2 separate regions of the Mus musculus genome follow, and region 1 is linked to region 2. The links are chromatin loops, found by intact Hi-C in ENCODE. Cell type or tissue: gastrocnemius. All regions are shown on one strand. Links, peaks and the distances in the headings refer to the core of each region. The heading gives the core; the rest is flanking DNA. Region 1 has its middle 7.3 kb from the start of Gm24240. Region 2 holds the start of Eml4 (echinoderm microtubule associated protein like 4).

Evidence for each region. Peaks named below come from ENCODE experiments on the same cell type or tissue, not always from the same donor. Only the 100,000 strongest peaks of a DNase experiment are listed, where the experiment ranks them.
Region 1: it touches region 2 in a loop (5-fold over the local background); 13 of 42 quality-filtered maps call a loop at or near these places.

What each region holds. Positions count from the first base shown.
Region 1 is chr17:83,275,804-83,278,706 of GRCm38, forward strand. No RefSeq gene overlaps it. Among named protein-coding and RNA genes, the nearest start is that of Gm24240, 7.3 kb to the left of the region's middle. In gastrocnemius, for the core only: CTCF peaks have their summits at 326 and 1,067; DNase peaks (open chromatin) are centred at 526, 984, 1,779 and 2,016; H3K4me3 peaks cover 2,211 bases; H3K27ac peaks cover 2,500 bases.
Region 2 is chr17:83,349,375-83,352,277 of GRCm38, forward strand. Eml4 (echinoderm microtubule associated protein like 4) reads left to right here and starts at 1,567. Exons shown (of 23, transcript NM_001379374.1): 1 at 1,567-1,865. The coding sequence starts at 1,841. In gastrocnemius, for the core only: a CTCF peak has its summit at 1,338; DNase peaks (open chromatin) are centred at 1,495 and 1,865; H3K4me3 peaks cover 1,981 bases; H3K27ac peaks cover 2,039 bases.

The sequences.
Region 1 (2,903 bases), core at 126-2,625, 74 kb before region 2:
ACTAGAGTAAGGGTCCTCCTTTCTCCATCACCCCGTCCTTACCACCTGGCAGCAAGCAGTTCCTGAGGGGCTAGCCTCATTCCTGCCACCCCAAGTGGGAAATCCCTATCTCAAGGACGGTTTCGAAGCCTAGACAGAAATGTTCACATCACTGGCAACAGCTTTCCAAAGGCTAAAGCTGGCACCTCTAGGGGCCCACTGCCTGGAGCAGGCTCCGAGATCAGTGGGGTGGGTCACAGAGAGCACATCCGGTCTGGTACATCCTCTGCAGGGGTGGGGACCATTGTGCAGCTAGCTGGCCTTCCCAGGGGCGCTGTCGCATGTCCTCAGTCAGAGACCAACAAGCAGGAGGCCTGGCTGGCCTGGAGAGTCTGCAAGACCAGAACACGCGGTGCCTCTGAGCACCCACACGCTGGCGGGGAGTGGCTAGGGAGCTGAAGGTGGGGTTCGGGGAGGATTCCCCGGGCAGTGCGGGGGACGAGCCTGCGGACCGCTGGCGCGCGCCCCCGATCCTCCCCGCGGGAACGGGAGCGCGGCGCCGCGGGAGGAATCCCAGCTATTTCCTCTGCGCCCCGCGGTATGCGGCCGGCTCGCCTCCCTCCGAGTGAGCGAGCGCGGCCCCGGCACCAGCTGACTGCCAGCTGCCCTGGCCGCGCCGTGCAGCTCCGGATCCCGGCCAGCCGCCCCCTCGTCCCAGGCCACGAAACCGGCCTTTCCAGCAGCCTGAGACCTGTACCGCTGTGCCAGCCAGAACCTGTCCCCGGCCCGCGTGGAAAAGCCGGGCGGACATTAGCGCCCACGCGAGTGTCATGCGTCTGGGTCTGAAACTACAAGTTCCTTAACCTAGTTCCCAAACTGTTGTGCAACGGTGACCCCGGCCTACTCATCTGTGTTGCGACAAGGTTAAATGTGAAAAAGAAAGACAGAGACAGAGTGTCAAGTGTATTTTCGTTTCTCTAGGTCGTTGCTGCTGTTCTTTATTTTGCTTTCCAGTCATAAGATCCTGTGCTGGCCTCTTTCCAGCCCGGCTTGTCAGTGAAATAGTCAGAGCGGGCTTTACTCGGAGACCTGTAGGTGGCTAACTCCTGCTGGGCCTGGTCTAGACTGGGTTCTCACTTTGCATCATCTATCTATCTATCTATCTATCTATCTATCTATCTATCTATCTATCACGGTTTGCCAAAGTTTCCCATGTTGGCCTCGAACTCGTAGGCAACCCTCCTGCTTCAGTTCCCCTAGTGCTGGAATGACAAGCTGTGAGCCACTATGCCCAGCCTGTGCTCTCGTTGTTTTGTTTTAGGGGTGGGGGGTTGATTGTTTGTTTGTTTTGTAGCTTTAAAAAGTCTGATAATGGAGTCCTCCTTGCTTTTAACCATTGTGCTCCGAACCACAATCACTGCTTGGAAGGCAGAGAGGTCAGTTATTTATATATGTTCAAATGATGTCATTGCTGTCTGAGAGCAACCAGGGAGGTAGTTGGTGGTTAGGGGAAATTGAAGGTGCGCACGGCCGATAACAGGTCTGCAAACGTGGAGTCCGGTAGTTGTGTGTCTGAAAAGAGGATTGTCACCGTGAACTCTCTGGGACCCTCTTTTCCTACTACAAAGAAAAATTCTTGCCAGTTTTGCCTTTAACTCTTCTGAGTAGCTGCCACCAGGGCGGGGAGGAAACTGAGACAGATCCTTGGCCACCCACACCTGCCTCACCACGCCCACAGCCGCGGCTGCTGGGACACGGGAGCTGGAAAGCCCCGGTTTCACCAGGCCTAACCACCAAGCCCTTTGCACAAAGGAGCTGCAGTCTGGCGTTTCCCCTGCCCGCCCTCAGTTTAGACTTCTTAGCTTCCATCCCAGCTTGCATCCATGGCCAAGCGCCAGCCACTTAAATCGATAATGTGCCCCCCACCCCCCAGAACAGTCCCTACACATGTGGCAGCCATAGACCTCATAGATCCAGGTGGAGACAGAACCGGAGAGATAGGTACTATAAATATCGCAGGCCAGCAGCAGGCAGTCTGAGCCTGCAGGCAGAGGCTCCCCACCCGCTCGCTCGCCCGCCCGCGCCTGAGCAGGGCACTTCCGGCCATCAGAGTAGGAGGAGCAAACAGCATCAGTATCAGAGGCCTGAGTTTCCTCTCCCCTAAGATCCCATCCTGAGCCTTTATCTCCTGCCTTGGCTCTCTCTTCCTAACTCAGAAGTCCCCTGACCTTTATCTTCTCTCCTCGTTTTCTGACCACCAGGGTATGCTGGAGGTGTCTTGAAGAAATGCAGGCCACTCTTTGAATTGGTGAGAAATGCCTTTAGTTTAAAAGGGAGAGGGGGACAAGGGTGTACTCAGTTGCTAGAGCGCTTTGCTCCCATGCCTAAGCTCTGGCTTCAAGCCCCAGTGTCACATAAACCAGGTGTGGTGTACACTTCTATAATCAAAAGGTAGGAGCAGAAGGCTCAGACATTCTAGACCATTTTCTGCTACAAAGCAAGCTCAAGGCCAGTCTGAGATTCATGAGCCCCTGTATCAAAAAGATACAACGTGACACTTAATTTTGATTGGACCTACTAGGACAATCTACTAACAGCAGAACCGCTAGTGGCAAAGAACCGGAAAGTGGGGAAGTGACGCCTCCAGAAAATGAGGGCTGCTACCCCAGCAAGCTGGTGGCTGTCTAGTGGGACTTCCTGAACTGGGTCTGCCAGGTCTTGTGTTTGGTGAGATATAGTATTTCAGGAGGGACTTGTTTCTTCTTAGATTCAACTGAGACAAAAAGGGTTAATAATAAGGCCCAGGGCCTCTGATGGATGCAGGTTTTCTGTAGGGTGCTCAGTGGTCTGCTAGCTTGGGGAAAGGGTGGAAGGAGGTTGGCATATTTGAAGCTCAATGGAGCGATCTAACACACCATTCTTCA
Region 2 (2,903 bases), core at 309-2,808:
ATTGTAAGTGTACATCAGTACACTTTCCCTGCTTCTGTGGGAAGCACATTACTGACTGTCATCTCTCAGCCTTGCTGTGTCCTGTTTACAACACTGACCTCCTAGGTTTGCTGTGATGTTTCCTTAAGTTTTTAAGTTAGATTTTGTTTGTTGGCTGTTTCCAGAGCTGGGGATCAAACCCAGTGCCTCCTATTTACTAAGCACAATTGGTCACCGAGGTACACTCCCAGGCCCTTAGGAAAGAAGTTTAAAAAGGCATCAAAGGGGAGAGGTATCCTTCAAGGATGTTTAACAATCCTTTCAACCATTTAATTCTGTCAATTCTTTTCATGGCAGTTGTTGTTCCCCATTTCTTCTCTCCTTACTTCAATTTGTTCCTTGTAACCTACAACTCTATTAACAGACATTCTTATTTTTTTCCTAACCCAGCTACTTTAAAAGGTATATCTAATTTAGTCTCTGAGACACCTTACAGTTTTTTGTTACTCTAATCTGCACATCGACCTAGAAGGGACCTAAACTATTCAAATGTCTTTGTAAGGAAAGAGGATAAAATCAGAGGGTTGAGAGCTGGAGAGATATAGCTCAGCGGTTAAGAGCCCTGACTGCTCTTCCAGAGGTCCTGAGTTCAATTCCCCGCAACCACATGGTGACTCACAACCATCTGTAACCGGGTGACAGTGTACCCATATAAATTTAAAAAAAATCTTTAAAAAATAAAATAATAATAATAAAAGATTAGAGGGTTGAAGAAGATGGGATGAGTTTTGGTTGTGCTTGTGCATGCGTGTGCCAGAGGTCAGCCTCAGGTACAGTCTAGCACTTGAATTTGCAAATAAATTAAAGCAAGGCCTAAATTTAGTTAGGTGACTTCATAGATTTGAGCCTAGAACTAAGGTTTATTTAAAAACTAATAGTCTGTGCTATAGTTTCCTGATAGGCTATCCGGTGGCTTTGTGCCCTGATGGGAAGAACAAAAGGAGAGTAAGCCAAGCCAGTCTTTTACGTGCACTTTCCTCATAAGACTTGGGTAAGACGAACTCTTTTCATCCAGCATTAACATTGTTTGCTTGTGCTCTGTCCTAGAACCTGCGGTTGTGGCAGACATGGCCTCAGGCTGGTCAAAAAGTCTTGTCTCTACCTAGAATTCTCACTGACTAGAGGAGAGGGGAACCCCAAGAAGGGGAATCTTTCCTCTCACTCGTTAGCCTCCTCGTTACCTCCCTTCAAAAGAACTCTAGAACTGTGCTCCGCGGGCTTCCCAGAGGGAAAGAATCCCACAGTGCAGGTCAGCTTTCTAGCAGCAGGACACCCACGAGCCCCGTCCACTCAGACCCAGTTTCGGGCTGGAGAATCCTGGTGGCGAAACCGGGCCAGGAACACAAGAGCAGCCAATAGCCTCCTAACTCTCAAGAGTTCTCTGCGGCTGCGGAGGCAGGGCAGAGAGGGAGGGGCGTGTCGCGGGAAGCCCCGCCCCGTTCCGTCACGTGGGGCGGGATCGGAAGCGTGACGGCGTGCGCGGGGGCGGAGCCGTGGCTGCGCGCGGGCGCGGGGGCGGGGCGCGGCGCGGCGCGGCGCGGCGCTCACGGCTGCGGCTTAGGAGAGAGAGAGAGAGAGGGAGAGAGGCCGGGCAGGCGGCGGGCGGCGCGGCTCTCAACCTGATTGACCGACTGACCCTCGGGGCTGACGGGCTGACCGGCGGACGGCGGCGGCGGGAGTCGGAAGCCGCGCCGGGCGACGCTGAGAACCGGCGGGTCAGGTCCCGCGGCCGCCGCACGGTCGGGGCGCTGAATGAAGCGCCCGCCCCGCTGAGCCCCGAGCCCGGCGCGGTCCCCGCAAGATGGACGGTTTCGCCGGCAGCCTCGGTGAGTCCGGCCGCGGGCTCGCGCCCCTCGTACGTAACCCGGGACCCCGGCTTCCTGCGCGCGCGCGCGCCGCGGGCCCTGCTCCCCGGGCTGCCCCTGCGGGTGGCCGCCGCTCCCGGCACATGGTCCCCGCGAGGCTGCAGCCCCGCCGCCGCCTCCGGGACGGGCGGCCCCTCCCCCCATGCAGCCCTCGCCTCCAGACCCTCCCTTCTTCCCAGAGCCCCCTTCAGTGCGGGGGCCCTCCTTCCCCTCAACGACCCTCCAGCCGCTGCTACGTCCCTCCCGGTACACTTAGCACCTTCTTCTGACCCCCCCACCCCGTTAAAGTCAGGGCACCCCTTCATCAAATACAGACTCTCCCTCAGAGTACATCTCTCCACTTAAACGGAATGATAGGCAAGATTGGGGCAGCCTTTCCGGAGGGAGTAGGAATCCCCAGTCCCACTTCTGGATTGGAGTCACCCCTTTCAGTCTTTATATTTGAAGATTTATTAAGTAGCCCTCAGTAACTGACAGCTTCCCTCCACTTCCCTGAACGTTTTGCAGTGGTGGAGAGCATTATCATCTACTCAATACAGGGAAGGAAGAGGCGCATCTGTGTTGGGGGACCCTCTTTAAGAGTGAAAGCAGAAGTATGCTCTCCATGCGTGCTGGAGAGAAGTAATCCTGCCCAATGAACCCATAAGAGGGGGCCTCAATCGGAAAAGAAAGGATTCTCCATTTTTGGAATATGCTGTCTTTGTGGAATGGAGAGAAAGGGATAGGGTATCCTGTTGGCTGAAGTGTTTTCTCAGTGTTCCATTTAACCAGAGTACAGGTGCTAAATGTTGTGACTGACTTGAGGAACAGAACTCCAGGGTAACCAGTACCTGTGTCTGGAATGGCTATTCTTTGAGGCCACTGGAATCCAGTTACTGTAGAGATTTCAGTGTTACGGTGAGAGAAACGATTCTGTTTTTGCTGATACTGCGGTTATGTGATACCAGCGACTGGGTTTGATTTGTATATTTGACTAGTTTATGTGGTAGTAGCGTGTAT